3 separate regions of the Homo sapiens genome follow, and all the other regions are linked to region 3. A link is a contact called in ENCODE Hi-C data. All regions are on one chromosome and are shown on one strand. The core of a region is the stretch at or near the end of the contact, and the rest is flanking DNA. Distances in the headings are between cores, read along the strand shown.

What was found. Hi-C counts contacts between places; a loop is a spot of excess contacts on that map. Pooled maps may share reads with other maps.
Region 1: a loop to region 3 is called in a map with no recorded cell type, with 8 times the contacts of the local background. The contact joins the enhancer-like site here to the promoter of DEPDC5 in region 3. A Hi-C loop is called at or near these places in 1 of 168 maps with a recorded cell type or tissue (naive thymus-derived CD4-positive, alpha-beta T cell), 1 of 37 single-sample maps with no recorded cell type and 8 of 50 pooled maps.
Region 2: a pooled map shows a loop between it and region 3 (5-fold over the local background). The contact joins the enhancer-like site here to the promoter of DEPDC5 in region 3. A Hi-C loop is called at or near these places in 5 of 50 pooled maps.

The regions. Positions count from the first base shown.
Region 1 is chr22:32,136,703-32,139,733 of GRCh38, reverse strand. No RefSeq gene overlaps it. Among named protein-coding and RNA genes, the nearest start is that of C22orf42, 21 kb to the left of the region's middle. Within about 2 kb of position 1,678, at least 9 of the 41 ENCODE cell types and tissues checked have a DNase peak (open chromatin) inside an H3K27ac peak, as active enhancers do.
Region 2 is chr22:32,049,201-32,052,251 of GRCh38, reverse strand. It overlaps SLC5A1 (solute carrier family 5 member 1), which reads right to left. Exons shown (of 15, transcript NM_000343.4): 2 at 2,238-2,309. Among named protein-coding and RNA genes, the nearest start is that of SLC5A1, 7.5 kb to the right of the region's middle. Within about 2 kb of position 1,396, at least 7 of the 41 ENCODE cell types and tissues checked have a DNase peak (open chromatin) inside an H3K27ac peak, as active enhancers do.
Region 3 is chr22:31,752,767-31,755,823 of GRCh38, reverse strand. DEPDC5 (DEP domain containing 5, GATOR1 subcomplex subunit) reads right to left here and starts at 1,805. Exons shown (of 43, transcript NM_001242896.3): 1 at 1,660-1,805; 2 at 845-962. The coding sequence starts at 902. RefSeq lists a silencer at 1,731-2,040.

The DNA of each region.
Region 1 (3,031 bases), core at 429-2,928, 380 kb before region 3:
GATTTCACCTTTATATTAGTGTTATTAATGTTAAACAGTTTTAATAAAACTTTGTAGACATATTTATTCAATTTTTAATGTCTGACCTTTTATAGACTTTTTTAACCTTTTATAATTTTTGTCAAAGAGCAGGTTAGCGCTTTAAGAAAAATCTGTTGTGTTTTTATTTTAATGTCCAGTTCACAGAAAAACTGGATGATACCCCTTTAACTTTAGCCAATATGTTTACACACAGAATTTTCTTTACAATTAATGTTTCAAAACTTGCTTAAACCTTCAAAACAATTTTTGTAACCTTTTAATGTAGGTAAAAATCCACATTCTTATGCTTCCTTATAATCCTTTTACCAAAGGCATATTTTACTTTCCTTATATACCTTGCACATAAACTGTTTCTTCAACAGTTTTACATTCAGGAGGATAATTAATTTAAATTATACAACATTTCTTGCATAAATTTCTTTTTCTAACACTTTTTTTCATGATTTTCACAGACAATTCTTCGACATGTCTCAACTTTCTGACTTATTGGAAACATCCCTTTCCTTAAACAACTAGTTAATTTATTTCAGGACAAGAATTTTCCATATAACATTCCTTTTTATATAAATTCTGCACCCCCACTTTTTTTCTTTTTTCTTTTTTTCGAAGATGATAACCATTCTTTTCCAAAGCAAACTTCCTTCAGGTCTGTGGACTAGACTGTCTAAGGCCACAGATTAGAAGTTACTATCATACACGTTACACTGTTAACTTTTAGCAAAACAACTTTACTTTTGTTGAAAACCTTGTAAGTGTGGGATTTCAATTATCCTTTGCTATTAATAAGACTTTGTTTAGTCCAGATTAACTTAGAATTGGTATAGATGGCTTTTTTTTTTCCTGGTTCTGTAAGTACTTCAAGGCTTGGCTGGGTGGCAAAGTTGAGCAGACCAATTATTAGGCAATTTTCCTAACTCTACTTCTACAAGAGTTTTCCTCAATTACAAAATACCCATTGTGGTTTTTCTCCTTAATCACCTGGGAGGAACTATCTATCATCCTGTCCTGAAGGTAGTTCCTCCTAGGTCTGGTCGGATCTTTGTATGGTAATTAAGATTTAAATTCCCTGTTAGGAAATCTTCTGGGTTAAGGGAATTTTCAGGGGTTTATGTTAAATCATCTTTTTCTAACGGAGTAGCCCCATACTTTAAGATTTTTGAGTTATTAAGCTACCTTTTTGCTTTTTTTTTTTTAACTTAGGATACTTCTGAACTGGTGAGGTGTGCTCACAATGAGGTTTCCTCTAAAAGTTATTTTTCTACTTTCTTCTGTCAGCAAAGCAGTTGCCGCTACAGACTGAATGCATTCGGGCCACCCGTGGGTTAATGGGTTCAAGGAATTCACACCAAATCAGAATCAAAACCAAAACCAAAGTGCAGATAAAGGACACGCCCGTTCGTCAAGCAATTTAAACCAAGTCAAAACCAAAACCAAAACCAAAACCAAAGTGCTGATAAAGGCACGCTGTGGGTGATCAGGCCATGCTTCCACTCAAATGGAGTGGACAAGTTCCCAAGACAGGTCCTGTCAAGCAATTCAAGTCAAAATCGAAACCAAAACCAAAGTGCCGATAAAGGCACGCCCATTTGTCAAGTAATTCAAACCAAGTCAAAATCAAAACCAAAACCAAAGTGCCGACAAAGGCACGCCCGTTTGCCAAGGAATTCAAACCAAGTCAAAATCAAAACCAAAACCAAAGTGCCGATAAAGGCACTCTGTGGGTGATCAGGCCATGCTTCCACTCAAATGGAGTGGGCAAGTTCCCAAGACCAGTCCTACCATGTTCCAGATATACGGACTCCAAGCGCCAGTTCCCTCCCGGTGCTCAGCCACTGCATTGATCCTCTGCTGGGGCCTGCCATGCACTGCTCTGACAAGGCATTCCACCGGGGCAAATGCCTACCCAGGAGCATGCTCAGGATCCACGTAGCTCAAGCTGGCCAGAGTCCCCTGCAGGGATGCTCCACAGGGCAAGCCTAAGCCACCTAAGGGGCTGCTTCACTTCCCGGTCAGGGAACCAAGAAATGTAGCAGGATGAGCCACAGACAAAACTCCTCAGACACCGGGTTAAAGAAGGAAGAGGCTTTATTAGGCCGGGAGGTCAGCAGACTTGCGTCATAAGAACAGAACCGAGCTCCCCAAAGAAAGAGTTCCTGGCCCTTTTAAGGGCTTACAACTCTAAGGGGTCCACGTGACAGGGTCGTGATAGACTGAGCAAGCATGGGGTACATGACTAGGTGGGGGTAAGCAAGGCAAGTATTTCTCCACACCATTGTCTGTGATCTATAGATAGCACAAGCGATTAGGGTGGGGGTTAATCTTCAGCCTACAGGCTAAAGCAACACCAGAGAGGATGGAAGTGAGACCCCTGGAGTTGTGGTTGTGGTCAGATTGGACCTTCCCGTGGCTGCTGAGACTCTGGGGCATTGGGGATACCTGAGGATGCCTCCCTGCTCTTACTTTGTGGTCACCAAGAGATCAGGGTTACCACAACCCTATAACGTAGAGAATCCCTGTCCCCTTCCATGCCACTTCACTCCTTAGGGAAGCAAACGCCCTCCCAGGAGCTCATTCCCATTCCTGGGCCACAATCAAAGGGAAAACCTGATCCAGACATGAATTTCCTTGGGCCTCTGCATTTCCAGACATCCTGTCATTGTATGCATGGGGCTGACTGTCTCATCTCAGCTTCAGAAGCGCAGGCAGAGTTGTGGACACCCTGCTGAGCAAATGCCCACCGGAGTCAGGGGTTCAGCTTTCCTGCACCACAGCTGCAGGTGGGGGCTGGGGAGGGGGGCATAGGGGGTCCTAGGGAGTAGTTTTTGTATGAGCCTGTGTCACAGCGCTTGATGTTTAGCAGAGAGACCCAGCTGACCGTCCTAAAGAAAGGTGCAACCGAAACTCACTTCACGGGGCCTTTATAACTGAATGAGACAACATACTTAGGTATCTGGTCCTTGATATCTGAGAGATGCTGAGTAAATGAAAA
Region 2 (3,051 bases), core at 147-2,646, 300 kb before region 3:
ATTTCTTGGTTTTCAGACCAATCTTTAGGCCACACCAATTGGCCTCATAAATTTCCATCTCAAAAGACAAGGAGAAAGAGACCTGAATAACCAGAAGATCAGAGGAAGTCTTAGCTCTGTCATTATCTTGTGTAAACGTGGGCAACCCATGGGGTTAATCATCATCTTCACTCTACTTACCTCACTAGATCATTGAGGATTCAATCAGATAAGTGATATGACAGTCCTTCAATAGGTTTCAGTTGCAAAGAAGAACAAGAGCTAAACCTGAGGGTTTAATGTGTGCCAGGCTCTGTTCTGAGACTGTCTGTGTGTGTCCTCAAAACAAGAAATCTGGCCCTCCACCTATTTTTGCAAATAAAGTCAGCCACATCCATTCATTCATCCATTTTCCTTGGATGTTTTTGTGTTACAACAGCAGAGTGGAATAGTTGTGACAGAGATTGCATAGCAGCAAAGCTAGAAATATTTAGAATCTGGCCCTTTACAGAAAAAGTTTGTCAACTATTTTGTTGTTGTTTTGTTGTTGTTGGGTTTGGGATTTTTGTTGTTGTTGTTTTTGTTTTTTGGGGTTTTTGTTGTTGTTGTTGTTGTTTGAAACAGGGTCTCACTCTGTCCCCCAGGCTGGAAGGCAGTAATGCAATCATGGCTCACTGTAGCCTTCACCTTCCCAGATCAAGCGATCCTCCCACCTCAGCCTTCCAAGTAGCTAGGACTACAGGTGCACACCACCACGCCCAGCTAGTTTTTAATTTTTCTGTAGAGATAAGATCTTGCTATGTTGCCCAGGCTGGTCTTGAACTCCTGAGCTCAAGCAATTCTCTCACTTCTGCCTCCCAAAATGCCTGGATTACAGGTGTGAGTCACTGTGCCTAGCTGAAACTTAGAATTTTAGTCCTGGAAGAGCCTTTGAGATTCCTTATCTGACCAGCTCCACATTATAGAGGAGACTCTCAGAGACTCAGAGATTAATGAATTGCCCAATGTCACAAAGCTGGAACAAGCCAAATCCTGTGGCTCCTTGTGCAGTTCCCACTCCCTGCCCTTTGGAATGCTTCTTTCTGAATCTAAGGGAGCTGATCCCATGGAGCTGGCTCTGCCAGTAGTCCTGGTAGGTGTGATCAAACTCTCTTCCAAAACAAGAGTCTCTCACTGGGCTGTGTACCTGGGGCCTCACTTCTCTGTGTAATTTCTGCTGCCAATATCCAAAGAGTGGGGAATTCCCCTTCGAAGCTCAGCCCCTGAGCTTCACAGCTTTCCTACCATCACATCTCCGCACAGACAGCTGTGAGTGAAACGTGGCAAACCCTGGTGCCACATAAAAAGGGAATCCTGGGCCACCAACCAGCCCACAGTTACGTAAGGTACAGTTTCATGGTTTCATGTTACTCAGATGAGTTGCCTTGGCTTGCCTCAAGCATGACTCAGGCTTCCGGGGACCTCCCAGCCCAGATCCCTATGTAAGCTGACTCTTCTTGTAATTTCAATCCTGGAGTCCTTGCTCCTTCCCTCTGATTGTCCCTTGCTTCTATCCTCAAGCCAACACACAAACTGTTTTTCTCTCTGGGCCTCATTCAGTTTTCAGGAACAGAGTCTGTTTCCAGAGTTTCTGAATCTTCACCTGTTTCAGGTCATAACCACTCCTTTCAAAGCCCCCTAAACCCCAGGAATGCCCAAAACCAGTCTCTCCTCTATCCAGTATGTTTTCAGACTTTATGAGCTCTGATTTTCTCCTACTTTTCTTGTGGGTGACAACCCAAACCCTCTCTGTCTCAGGTATATCAACCCAGGTCAATACAAGTTGTTCCTTCTTCCAGAAGCTTCTCTGCTGCCCACTCTTCCTGTGGCACAAAGCGACTGGGATAAAGGCAGATGGAGGGGCAAAGGGCAAGTGAGATGTCAGCAGTGGAGAGCCTCTGACCCCTGTGATATGTTCCTTGGGCCAGCGCATTTGAGAACTAATATTCTGGTTATGGATTTATGGACCAATGATAGGCTTTGAACCAACTTTGTATTTTATTGAAGGACTCTAAGGGTGATTTATTTAAAGGCTATTCCCTTACTACAAGAGATTAAGGGTGCCCAGGAGACCCGATGAGCATGAGACTCACTGTCAAGAATCTGGTTGGGATCCTTGAATCCTAGAATCACCACCACCCAAAGCCAAGAAGAAAATGAGTTCCTAAAGGGAGTATCAGTTAAGCAGTTATGTAAATAGCATTTCAGAGAAAACTTACCGGCCACCACACCATACTTCGGCCTGCCAGGAAGAAGCCTCCAACAGTCCCACGATTGGTGGAAAACATAGCCTGAGGAGGAAAGGGTCAAAAATGTAATCGAAAACTAGAAGAGTGGCCTTGCCAGCCAAAAGGACATACCTCCCCATTCGTGCACCTTCTTCTACCCACTCCACTTTCTGAAACACTTTCACATTCCTTCTTCCCCTGCAGCCTCAAAAGACTTAGATGAAGGAGGCAGGAACCTACATTTGACAGACAAGGAAACTGAGGCTCAGAAGATACATACAGCTTACTGTAGGGCTAGTGCGAAATTAGCTTCCAGTATCACTTCCAGCAAGTCACTCCACCTGGATCTGCTTGCTTGTCTGTTAAATGGCAGGAATGGAACTTTTTATGCCTTTCTTACAAGCATATTGAGGTTCCTAATGAATGCTATATTTATTTTAGCCTCCTGAGTAGCTGGGATTACAGCCACATGGTGGCATGTGCCTATAATCCCAGCTACTCAGGAGGCTGAGGTGGGAGAATCATTTGAGCCCAGGAATTCAAGACCAGCCTGGGCAACATAGCAACACCCATCTCAAAAAAAAAAAAAAGAAAAAGAAATATCATACTTTTAAAAAGTACCATATGGGATGTGAGTTATATCTTTGTTACCAGAAAAGTGAAAAAATGCTCTAAGAATGCAAGGCATTTGTACTAAATATTAAATAAAAGACCAGACAAATTCAAGTCTTTCCTCTCTGAGGGTGTAGGTAGCAGGTTGCTGGAATCATCATATATATAGATATAGATATAGATATAGATATAG
Region 3 (3,057 bases), core at 556-3,055:
GAAGTAAATAATGCTGTTAAGACAGAATGGAAAATTATTCCCTTACAAAAGAAAAAAAAATTATACTAAGTGCCCTTTTATTCTTCAGATTTATGGATTCAAGGCACTAAGGAGAGCTGGGTACAGTGGCTCACGCCTGTAATCCCAACTATTAGGGAGGTTGAGGTTGAGGTGGAAGGATCTTTTGAGCTCTAGAGTTCCAGACTAGCCTGGGCAACATGGGGGACCGTGTCCCAAAAAAAAAAAGAAAAGAAAAGAAAGGAAAAAAAATAGATGTTAAGAGAAACTATTCTAAAGCCCTTCAACTTTCAGATAAGGTACACTAGGAGCTTGCCCAAGGTCACCAGGAAAATTAGAAGCAGAGTAGATACTCAGACTATAGCTCAGTGCAGAATAACATGCTGTATCCTGCTCCTTCTTCCCATGCCTACAAGCCAGGCAAAGGTTCATGCTTTGATCATACCTGCTCTATGCACATCTATGCCACTTCTCTCTCACTCAATGTAAAAACTGATAAACGATTTTAGTTTCTCTTATCTGCCAAACCAGTGCAGGCTGGAATTTTATGGAACATACACGGAAGATTTGTAATTAATAATGCAATTCAACAAATGAAGGGTAGTAAACCGGCAGCATTCACAATGTTCCTTAAAAGTCTGAATGCAAATGCATTAGAAGGGTCCTGCCATCCTCCTATTGTTACTGTATGACAGTTGCTGCTTTAGTCTGTTTAGTCGCCTGTTTAGCCTCAATTGTCACACGAGTCAGTGTGTAATTTCTAGGTATTGCACACACCAGAACCTCAGCCAACTTACAAAACCTCTAAAGACCAATCGATACTGACCACTGCCCCCAAAGCCCTTCTTGTGGATGACGAGTTTGTAGACCTTTGTTGTTCTCATCTTGCACTGTTTTTCCCTTTAGCTGTTCCAAGCTTGGGGCAGAGAAGTCATCTTGCCTCCCTGCCACAGAAATACAAACGAAAAGGTTGGAATGTCAGATTTTTCCTTGCAACCACTCTTTGATTTTAGGCCAGTGAAGATACTGGTGTTCCTCTGCTGTGAAGTGGTGCCAAGTGACTCTCGGAAGAAGTCACTCCTCCAGTTACAAGGAGCGATGGAGAACAAATAGAACCACAGAATCCAGGAACTAAGGGGAATTCGGGCCAGGGGCTAGTCAAACCTAGGAGAAGATATTCTATCACACCCCCATAGGGGAAGCATTGCGCTGAATGGGTGCTCATCACCTTGTCTCCATCTACACCAATAACACCCAAATAGTAAAGAGATCTTAAAAGAGGTTAGCCCACTCATTTTGTAGATGATGAAAGTGTGACTCCGGGCAAGGGACTTGCTCAAGGTCACTCGAGACTTAAGAGACACTCCCACCATTCTCGTTTTGCTGCCAATGTCCTGAGCAAGGCAACCACAAAGAGGAGGAAGGCAGAAGTTCCTTCCCCAAACCTCGGTCTGTGCGAACTCTCAGCAGACCTTCCCTGACTCCGTTTCACAGCTGAGGCCGTTGAGGCTCAGAGAGGGAGAGAGACTTGTCCAAGGTCACACAGCGGAATGGGGATGGAGCCTGGAACTCGAACCTGGGCCAAGGTCCCCTATCTCAAGCCCCCCCAATCCCCAGTCCGGGGCGGGCAGCTCCACTCACCGAAGCTCTAGAGCCCCTTCCCGCCTCTGGCCGGGGCACTGAGGGCTGGACCCTCTCCAGGTTCCCTGCGCCTCCTCCAGATACCCCGCCTACGCCCGCGCGGCCCGCGCTGTTCCGCCCCTAAGCCTGAAGCGCCTACTAGGCCCGCCCCGACCGTGTAGCGCTCACCTGAGAACCCGCGCCGCTCCGGTGGCTCCGCCCCGGGGCCCCGCCTCCTTCCCGCCCTCGCGCCCCCGCGCCGCTCTCGCCGGGCCTCCGTCTCGTCTCGGTGGCCGCACCACTTCCTCATCCGGGGCTCGAGCCGGGGGCGGGGCGTCGTGTGCGGCCTCTTCCTTGGGCCACCTCCTGGCGTTTCCTGCCCTCGAGCACTAGAGCCTCCCGCCCCACGGAGGAAATCCATTTCCTCCTAGTCTATCCGAAGTAGATCCATGGCCACAGAGCTTCGTTTCCGACTCAGTGATCTCCCCACAGGGGAAACGAGATCCGTCAGAGCTCCGTTTTCTGTTATATGAACGAGGTTAATGACTCATGTGGCCTCATTGGGCAGCTAAGAGGCGCCAACGAGAGTTTCTGGGAGGACTTCTGTAAAATGCAAGGGGCTGAGCACGCGAGAGTTAGGGTGATGGCCTCTGCTGGGAAGTGTCCACTTACGGGGGGCTTTTCAAACCCTTGCAAACTCTAAACGACGTTCTGCGCCCCTCAGGTTATTAATAAGAATGGCTGCCGTGGCTTCATAGTCCTTATGTAATCATTGCATCCCTATTACCTGATGGATGCAGGAGGCAGATACTATCCTATTTCACAAACCAGGAAACAGCCTGAGGACACAAAACCCTTCAGAAGGAAGCAAGGACGAATCCTGACCCGTTCCCAGAACGGGGCCTTTAACCAACATCCTTTGGTCATACCCAGGGCACTGCCTAAACTCGCGTCTGTCAGGATATCTTTCTCTCCAAGCAGAAAACCAGAGAGCTGGGTGGGCTGGGTCAGGCTCTGGCCAAGGACTCCTGACAATTGCCAGCTCCGCCTGCTGCCACTGATACCCCCGCCCCCTAGTCCAGTCCACCGTTTCTGACCTGAGCGGCAGCAACTCGATAGGGACTCCCTGCTTCCCCTCTTGAAGCCAGAGAGACCTTATAACTAGAATCGGTGTCTTGGGTCACGCCTCTCCTCTGCTGCTTCTAATCACACTGACTGCTAAATCTAAACGACACAGCACTTGTCTTAAATTTCTTTATATCTTTAATACTAACAGTGCCCATTTCTTACGGATTTGGAAAACTTAAAAATGTTGAAAGAAAAAACATGTTACACTGTAGTGAAAGATTCTGCAGTGGACCAAGGGGACCCTGGGACAGGACAAGCAACGTTCTTAAGCATGGATGCCTTTATGTTGGG